Regions from separate parts of the Homo sapiens genome. Here all the other regions are linked to region 3. Evidence: chromatin contacts called from ENCODE Hi-C data. All regions are on one chromosome and are shown on one strand. Each heading gives the region's core, a stretch centred on a gene start or an enhancer-like site at or near the end of the contact. The rest is flanking DNA. Distances are from core to core; before and after follow the strand shown.

The links. Hi-C counts contacts between places; a loop is a spot of excess contacts on that map. Pooled maps may share reads with other maps.
Region 1: a map of CD8-positive, alpha-beta T cell shows a loop between it and region 3 (8-fold over the local background). The contact joins the promoter of BCDIN3D here to the promoter of CCNT1 in region 3. A Hi-C loop is called at or near these places in 2 of 168 maps with a recorded cell type or tissue (CD8-positive, alpha-beta T cell and naive thymus-derived CD4-positive, alpha-beta T cell) and 7 of 50 pooled maps.
Region 2: a pooled map shows a loop between it and region 3 (4-fold over the local background). The contact joins the enhancer-like site here to the promoter of CCNT1 in region 3. A Hi-C loop is called at or near these places in 2 of 50 pooled maps.

The regions. Positions count from the first base shown.
Region 1 is chr12:49,841,838-49,844,946 of GRCh38, forward strand. BCDIN3D (BCDIN3 domain containing RNA methyltransferase) reads right to left here and starts at 1,269. Exons shown (of 2, transcript NM_181708.3): 1 at 1,017-1,269. The coding sequence starts at 1,250. RefSeq lists enhancers at 612-981, 1,552-1,611.
Region 2 is chr12:50,531,333-50,534,409 of GRCh38, forward strand. The region is part of intron 1 of DIP2B (disco interacting protein 2 homolog B); the gene reads left to right. Among named protein-coding and RNA genes, the nearest start is that of DIP2B, 28 kb to the left of the region's middle. RefSeq lists an enhancer at 1,610-1,679. Within about 2 kb of position 1,624, at least 19 of the 41 ENCODE cell types and tissues checked have a DNase peak (open chromatin) inside an H3K27ac peak, as active enhancers do.
Region 3 is chr12:48,714,898-48,717,981 of GRCh38, forward strand. CCNT1 (cyclin T1) reads right to left here and starts at 1,810. Exons shown (of 9, transcript NM_001240.4): 1 at 1,618-1,810. The coding sequence starts at 1,778. RefSeq lists enhancers at 1,575-1,854, 1,925-2,925, 2,325-2,564.

The DNA of each region.
Region 1 (3,109 bases), core at 19-2,518, 1.1 Mb after region 3:
AGAGGGTACTAACTTTTGAAGCATTTGCCGTGGTAAGTTCAGACTGCCTGCTAGTGTAGAATATCCCAGTGGCTACAAATAGGTGTGGGAGAGACATTTCCTTATTTTGCATGTGGTTTGATTATAATCATATGCCTAAGAATAGTTTGCAGCAAGAAGAGTGGCAGTGCCGCCCTTCTCCATTCCCTTGGGCAAAATGCTTTATTTGCTTCTCGATCCTCTCCACTGTACTCTGTCAACTCACTGTTTTGTTTTGTTTTTGAGACGGAGTCTCGCTCTGTCGCCCAGGCTGGAGTGCAGTGGCACTAGCTCGGCTCACTGCAAGCTCCGCCTCCCGGGTTCACGCCATTCTCCTGCCTCAGCCTCCGGAGTAGCTGGACTACAGGCGCCCGCCACCACGACCGGCTAATTTTTTGTATTTTTAGTAGAGACGGGGTTTCACCGTGTTAGCCAGGATGGTCTCGATCTCGTGACCTTGTGATCCACCCGCCTCGGCCTCCGAAAGTGCTGGGATTACAGGCGTGAGCCAGCGCGCCCGGCCTACTCACTTTTTTTGAAATAAACATGCAGGTCCCAGGGTCTGTCCTGCACTGTATAGCACACATGAGTCTCAATATCAGGCATGATTCTGTCACCCTTGGCTCTTCTCTCCCAGTAAACCAAACCTAACCCCATGTTCCCAAACGTGTGTCTCTGGAAGCCCCCTCTCCCCAGCCAAAGCGCCAGGCACGCTGGACAGAGGCCACCCTAGATACAAGGACCGTTCCCACCTGGGGTCTGGCCCTGAAAGAAAAGTGGGAACGTAGTCGACAAGGACTCCTCTCCAAGAGAGATTCCTAAGACAGATGGTGGAACCCTGGCGGGCAGGCAGCAGCGGCACTGGCTCAGTCAAAGCCACGCTTTATACTCGTTTTGGGAAAGTTTCGATGGGTGTTAGCCCAGGCCAGAACCACAGTGGATGTGTAGGCAGCCAACCACTTGGCTCCGGATGCTCCAATCCCTCCCCTGTCACTCACCCCGGAGTTACACCCCACGTCGAGCCCCAGAATCGGCCCGTTCTCGGGACTCTCAGGAAAGAGCTGTCGAAGCAGCTCCGGGGGCAGGAGGCGGAGCCGTTGCTCCGGAGGGTGGAAGCGAGAATAATGAGGAAAATTTCCGAACGGGGCGGCGCCAGGTGCCAGAACTCGCGATTCCTCTTCCGCTGCGGTCTCCTTAACACTCCCTCCATCCAGTTCCGTGGGCACCGCCATTAGCCTCAACACAGCCTCTGGGCCGTGGCGGAACCGGAAGCCGGGAACCTGCTGTCGGCGTGGGCGGTGGCGGTGCCAGCGCGCGTGCGTCGAACGGCTAGGGCGGGTGGCTAGAATTCTGCGGTGAATCAGAAAAGCTGTCCTGATTTCCTCTCGCTGTATACCTGGAGCCGGCGAGCGCCTGGGGCTTGCCTTGTATTATTGAACCCTCATCACAACACTGGGAGGGGATTAGCAATATCATCCACGTTTTACAGGGATGAAACAAACTCTGAGGGCTAAGTGTCTTGGCCAAGCTGACATAGTTTGAAACTTGGGCTACTTGACCCAGAACAAGTATACTAGTTTGTTGGGATCTTGGAAATCAATTTTAGTCCAATTTCCTTTCTTTATAAATGCAAAAAGTGAGACCGAGAGAACTTACTTGTCTGGGGTCATACATTGAATCTGTGACTCAAAAACTTCCACCCGGTTCAGGAAAGGGTAGCCAGGAGGTGCAGGTCACTTGCGAAGCCAGCCGACTCAGCCCTGTCCCCCAGGGGCAACTGTAGACCATGAGCTCCTTGAGAGGCAAGGACCGTGCCTTAAGAGCCAGCACTTAAAGAGTGCTTACCAGGCACCAGACACCCTTGTAAGCTCCTTAGTCAATCCTCTCACCCCGTGAGAAAATGACCGTATTATTATTCTTTTTATATAGATGAGGACACTGGAGTAAAACAAAGTAACTTGTCCAAGATCCCACAGTTAGAAATGATGGTACTAGGATTCGAACCCAGGGAGTTTGGATCCAGAGGATGTGCTTGCAACGGTGTGTTATTCTCAGCCTTGAGTCTCCTATACTTAACATGGGCCTGGCACAAAGATGCTCAACAAATGTTGTTGAATGAAAACTCAATAGAGAATACAATAAGGCCAGATCTGTTTGGGGAAACTTTAAATGGAAGGGAGAAAGGATGCCAACTGAAGCAGACATAGTGGAATGGAGTTGGGCAAGATGTGACTCAGAGATTGGAAATAACAGAGCTGATAAGGAGAGGAACTGAAGGGTCAACCTAGGTAGCAGGTTCCAGTCAAAAGCCAGGATGGCCCAGAATATCCGTCAGGGTCAACCAAGCATCAGCAGAGTTGTGCAGGACCCCCAACCCCACCCCTGCACCTGGCCCACCCATCTTAAAGGGGTATCCTGCTCCATGAGGCTGGCAGTTCGGTAAACTTCTTATAAGGCACTGGAGCATGACTCCTGCAAACAGTACCATCAGGAGTTAAAATAAGCGCTGTTTTCCTCTCAGTTTTTACTTTATATTTTCTTTTTCTTTTCTCCTTTTTTTGAGATAGAGTCTCACACTATTGCCTGGGCTGGAGTGCAATGACATGATCTCGGCTCACTGCAACCTTTGCCTCCCAGGTTCAAGTGATTCTCCTGCCTCAGCCTCCCAAGTAGCTGGAATTACAGGCACCCGCCACCATTCCTGGCTAAGTTTTTGTATTTTTTAGTAGAGACGGGGTTTCACTATGTTGGCCAGGCTGGTCTCGAACTCCTGACCTCGTGATCTGCCCACCTCGGCCTCCCAAAGTGTTGGGATTACAGGCGAGAGCCACCACGCCCAGCCTTTATATTTTCATCTCTATCTGGCCTGCTGTTTCTCTAGTTTCACTTATTTGAGGACACAAGTTAATAAAAGTCACTCTGGAATTTAGTAAACCACAGTATTCTGCACAATTACAGAAAAGGAGAAAAAGCTGCACCGTTTTGACAAATTTTGGTGAGCTGAGCTGAACTTACCTCTTTTTGTCACTAGATGAAGCTAGCACAAATAATTAACAATTTTCAAGGAGCTGGAATCACCTTGCTTCCAGGA
Region 2 (3,077 bases), core at 374-2,873, 1.8 Mb after region 3:
CCGCTGCACCCAGCCAAGGAGAGCATATTGAGTGAGCAGAGGCTAAACACAGAACTGGAAAGCACCACCATTTAAGGGGGAAGCTGAAAAAAAGAACCTGGAAAAGAGGTCAGAGGGGTATGAGTGACCAGAGGGAGAAGAGCAAAACAACAAGGAGTATTAAGTGTCTCTTGTTGCATAGAGTTTGAGACTAGGACTGAGAAAATGCAATTGAGATTACAAGCAGAGGTCATTGGTGGTGACCTTTGCCTAAGCTGTTTTAGTAGGGTTTAGGGACAGGGTTGGGGCAAGGAAGGGGCACTGCAGCCTGTTGAAAGTGGATAAGGAATGCAAAGCAGAGAGGAAGTGGAAGTAGAGGCAGGCGGGGTACCCTGCTGTTTCAAGCCTGGCCGTGTGAGGTGGAGAGAAAGGAAGTAGCTAGGATATATACACATTCATCTGTTCTTTGTCTCTCTCCTCACTAGAAAATAAGTTGCCTGAGGGCAGGAACTTAGTTTTATTCACTGCTTTATCTCCAGAGTAAAAAATTGCTCCTGGCCTGTAGTAGGCACTCAACAAATATTTGATGGCCAAACAAATGAATTATGTTAAGAAGGTAGAGACTTGAGTGTGTTCATTTGTTGGTGGAGGGGTAAGAGGTCTTGGGGAGGAGGAATTGAAAGTCTAGAGTAGAAAGATGTGATGGAACGAGGTCTCCCTGAGTCAGCAAAGCTTGAGACCCTAAGTGCTGCTGGAGTGATCATTCAGGATGCCAGGAATGACTCCTTTTCTGCTGAAACAGAAGGGAAGAAGGAAAGGATGGGAGCAGAGGCAGATACTCATAGGTGATGGATGAGGAAGCTGAGGGAGTTCTTGCCTAGTGGCCTTATGAGTATTCTCTGAGTTAAAAATAAGAGTGTTGGCCGGGTGCGGTGGCTCATGCCTGTAATCCCAGCACTTTGGGAGGCTGAGGCAGGCAGATCATTTAAGGTCAGGAGTTCCAGACCAGTCTGGCCAGCATAGTGAAACCGCGTGTCTACTAAAAATACAAAAATTAGCCAGGTGTGGTGGCATGCGCCTGTAATCCCAGCTACTTGGGAGTCTGAGGTGGGAGGATCGCTTGAATCTGGGAGGTGAAGGCTGCAGTGAGCCAGATCGCACCACAGCACTCCAGCCTGGGCGACAGAGCCAGATTCTGTCTCAAAAAACAAAAAACAAATAAAAATAAGAGTGTAATATATGTATCCTTGGAACATGCATTGTGAAGACATACAAAAAAACCCACCAGCATTTAAGCAGCTGTGCTTCTGTGGAAAGTCACTGTGGTCAGTGACATGAAAGGTAGGTGAGGTGAGGATGTGCCAGAGAAGATGAGTAAGAGTAGGTGAGACAAGAGGTCTCTAGTCTCAGCTGGGAATGTAGGGTGTGGTTTGACCTGAGAGAAGGGAGTGTGGGTAACCCCCTTTCCTCTAGAAGGAGCAGGGCGCTGTCCTTGGGCTCTCAGGGAAGTGGGGGAAGAAAGGGCAGTGTATAAGTCTTACTCTTTCCTGTGTGAGAAAAAACGCAGAGAAACTTAAGCCTTGAGTGAATTAGAGTAACTCTTTGTTAGTGACTCCTCTGGCCCTCACCGGGCTGGTTTTTCAGTGATCTATTTCTGATTCATTTGACAGGAAACTGCTTTCCCAACTTTTACAAGCTGTTATCTAAAATGGTTTGTGTGCTTAACAGCAAAGGTAGTAGTGAGAAGGAGGATGTGACAGAGTCACAGTGAGTCATAAAGAACAAGACATGACCATATTTGTTTACCTCATCAGGTTTTACATAGAATTAATTTAAAGAATATTAAAGTGTCCATTTTGTTTTAATTAGCAGTTGTTTAGTAATAAGTTCTCATGCTTTGGAATTCTCTGTTTTCAGTCTCATCAAATTCAAGACTACATATTTCTCATGACCTTTCTGGAAGGGAGAGGAGAGTAGTAAGGATGAGTCTTGTAGTCTTCTAGTCTTCAGTTGAAATTAAATAACCCAACCAAGATGATTGTTTTTCTTTTGCTGTCAGCCTTATCAGCCATTACTGCAGGTCAACCCCTGACAAGTTGTGTAGGGTGAGGGTAGCGTCGAACTAGAGTTTTGGCTGTTGCTGTTTTGCATTTTGTGTGTGTTTGCATGTGTTCTCTGTAAAGTGAGCAGAGGATCCTTCAGAAAGGGAGCAGATTCCAAGGGTAAGAAGGGATTTCACCTACAGGAAGTTGTGGATTCTAACCATTTTTTAACTGCCCTATCAAGGAAGACAACTTTTTTCCTTTTTTTTTTTTGAGACAGGATCTTGCTCTGTTGCCTAGGCTGGAGTGCCGTGGTGTGATCACAGCTCACTGCAACCTCTACCTCTTGGGCTCAAGCAATCCTCCCGCCTCAGCCTCCCAAGTGGGCACCATGCTGGCTAATTTTTAAATTTTTTTAGACAGAGATTCTCACTACTTTGCCTAGGCTGGTCTTGAACTCCTGGGCTCAAGTGATCTGCCTGCCTTTCAGCCACCCAAAGTGCTGGGATTATAGGAGTGAGCCACTGAGCCGGGCCTAACTTTATATTATAAAAAGTACCTGTTACTTTTTGGAGATGGGAGAAACTTTTTTCCCCCCTGTGACAGAAGGTGAAATCAGAGATTTGAGGTATGATAGTTGGAACTTGGTATTATCATAATTAGAATTCATCAATACTTAGAATTCATTTTTTTCTAAGCCATCTCCTTACTCTAACTCATTCCCCATGATTCTAAATTTTTTAGTCATTAGTCAACTAGTTAGAACTCCAATTAGGCATGTATTCTGGGGAATAAAATATGACTTTATCAGCATTTTGGGGAACTCAGGGACAAGAGATTCATCTGGTCAAGTTGGCATCAACAGGCTGAGGACTCATTTCTCATTTTCATGGAGAACCAAGTTTTAGCCAAATCCTTATTTTCTGGGAATTTATATTATGTATGTGTGTCTAAAAAAACACTTTCAAGACTTTTGAAACCCAATGACTGGACTCTTTTTACACATTCTCATTTCATTTTTTTTTTTTTTTTTTTTTGAGACGGAGTCTCACTGTG
Region 3 (3,084 bases), core at 560-3,059:
TACCTCCCAAATTCAAGCGATTCTCCTGCCTCAGCTTCCCCAGTAGCTGAGATTACAGGCGCCCACCAACAGACCTGGCTACTTTTTGTATTTTTAGTAGAGACATGGTTTCACCATGTTGGCCAGGCTGGTCTTGAACTCCTGGCCTCAACTGATCGACCTGCCTTGGCCTCCGAAAGTGCTGGTATTACAGGCGCGAGCCACCGCGCCTGGCTGACAACCTTAATGACAACACACATACAAAAAGGAAAGCATTTTAAGGATGCACTGAAATAGAATTTCGAACAAAAAGATTTAACTCCATACTGACAGGATGCTTAGGAAACAAACCTGGACATCAGCAGGAAACAAACTGGCGATAAAACAGACACCCATTTTGAGATGAACACACCCTTAAGATACACACATTACTGTCAGCCACACATTTAAATAGAAGCTGCACCCAAGAAAATTTTCACACGCAGAGTGGAAAGAAATTTAAAACTATACTAGTTTTCTCCACCATAAAATAAGTGTATTTCCTAACAAACAAAAATATGTGGGAGAGGTTACCTCATTTTTTTTTTAATTTTTTTTTTCTGAGACGGAGTTTCACTATTGTTGCCCAAGCTGGAGTGCAGTGGCGCCATCTCGGCTAACTGCAACCTCCGCCTCCCGGGTTCAAGCGATTTTCCTGCGTCGGCCTCCTGACTAGCTGGGATTACAGCTGCCCGCCACTACGCCGGGGTAATTTTTTGTATTTTTAGTAGAGACAGGGGTTTAATCATGTTGGCCAGGCTGGTCTCGAACTCCTGACCTCAGGTGATCCACCCGCCTCGGCCTCCCAAAGTGCAGAGATTACAGGCGTGAGCCACCGCATCCAGCCGTTACCTCATTTTTGAAAATGAAATACATATCATCACTCTAAGTAAGTTAAGGACCCGGTATTTTGTAAACTATTTAAAACATTAGATTCGTGGGTATCCCCTACAAACGTAAACTAACATCTTTCCTCTGAAATTCTATAAAACAGTAGCTACTAACTGAGCATCTGAATGCAAAGCACTGTGCTGGACACAGAATCAAACACAAGAGGTATTATCCCATTTTATAGACAAGACGGCCAAAAATTTGAGAGGTCACTTAAACAGCTAGTAGATGAGGAATGGATTTTGGACCAAGGCTGAGGCATTAATTCTAGTCCACCCTTTATAACACTTTCAGGTACTGAATTTCTCGAAATTTACACACTAGGTTTGGGAGGCAGCCGTCAACAGAGAAACCTCTGCCAGACCTAGACCCCTAGGGCACAGCGGAAAATGAGAATCTTAACGTCACCAGAGCAGATCAGAACACAATGAAGACAGAGTTGGAAGGGCTGGTTAAAACACAAAGCCGGGAAGGATACGAATTCCCAGCAAGGCTGGCGGCACGGGTGAGCGAGCGGGAAATCAACTCTGCCTCGCTTCCCTAGCGCTAACTGAGTTTCAGCCCGCCCCATCGTGGGCTCTCCCAACTAGACATCCAGCTTCTGCCCACCTTCTTCCCCACTTTCGTCCCCCCCACAGAGCCTGAGACCCGGACGCCAGAGCATGGCGGGACCAACTCCAAGGCCGAAGGCCTAGGCCACAAGGATACACGTTAAGACGCTGCCCCATGTCCTGAAGCAGATTGGCCGCCTGCTGGCGATAAGAAAGTTCTTTATCTGGGTCCACGCCAAAACGACGGGATGGGCTATTTTCCAGCTGTTCTCGAGTGAAATACCACCGTTTGTTGTTGTTCTTCCTCTCTCCCTCCATAGTGCTTCAACCAGAAGGCAGCGGCGAAGGCTGCAGGCACTTCCCAGCGTCACCTAAGAGGCGACCCACATCCGCTGTGCGGGGGCAACTGCGACTTGACGAACTTCCGCTAAGCGTCGACCGCCGGGTTGTTACTTGCCTCCGTAGAGGAAGCAAAAGTCAAAGGACCTACTTCCGGAATGCACCTCGCTACACCCCGTAGCCGAGTTAACAGCCAATATGCGACCAGAAAAAACCTTGAGGCGAGGACGCAGGCGCGTCACGTGACCGTTGGGCGGTGGAGTGGGGTTAGAAGTTCTTTCTTAAAAACCGTGTATCTTCCCGCGAGAACCGGATTGAGCGTTGGCGCCCCGGGTCAGGCTGCGAGGCCGCAATTATAGTGGGATGGGGCGGCCGCCCACGCGCCGCTTGGCGGTTCTTACGAGAACTTTGTTTGTGACGGCAGTGGTGATGTAAAATGGGGCAGATGGGCCGGGCGCGGTGGTTCACGCCTGTAATCCCAGCACTTTGGGAGCCCGAAGCGGGCGGATCACGAGGTCAGGAGTTCGAGACCAGCCTGGCCAATATGGTGAAACCCCCGTCTCTACTAAAAATACAAAATTAGCCGGCGTGGTGTCGCGCGCCTGTAGTCCCAGCTACTCGGGAAGCTGAGGCAGGAGAATCGCTTGAACCCGGGAGGCGGAGATCGCAGTGAGCCGAGATCACGCCACTGCACCCCAGCCTCCAGCCTGGGTGAGAAAGCGAGACTCCGTCTCAAAAAAATAAAATAAGTAAAAATGTGGCAGATGAACTTGAAAGAGAAAGTAGGTGAGGCTGTCAGAAACTGAAAAACAGAATCAAATGGTGGGGCTCTTTCGTATATCGGAGCATAAAGCAACTAGAAGGCTGTTACATTGTTGGTAGCAATGTAAAATGCGACAACCCATTTGGAGAGGTCGCTTTAATGTGTAGCCAAAGGCATGAAAACATTCTCACGTTGTTCGCCAGTGATCCAACTTAAAGGAATAAAATGAAATTAATAACATTAATTAAGAGCTTACATGTCCCAGGCACAATACTGACTTAAATATACTGTTTCATTTATTCAGCACAACTCTAAGAGGTAATTTTTAAGTACGTTTGCGAATGGGTGAACTAAAACTGCCCCTTGAGTGTGGAAAGCCTCCACCACTACCCCTCACTTGCACAGATTAGCAAGTTCTTGCCCTCTGTCAAAATATTTCCCAGCTCCTTTGCCGGGCGCGGTGGCTCAAGCCTATAATCCCAGCACTTTGGGAGGCCAAGGCGGGTGGATCACCTGAAGTCG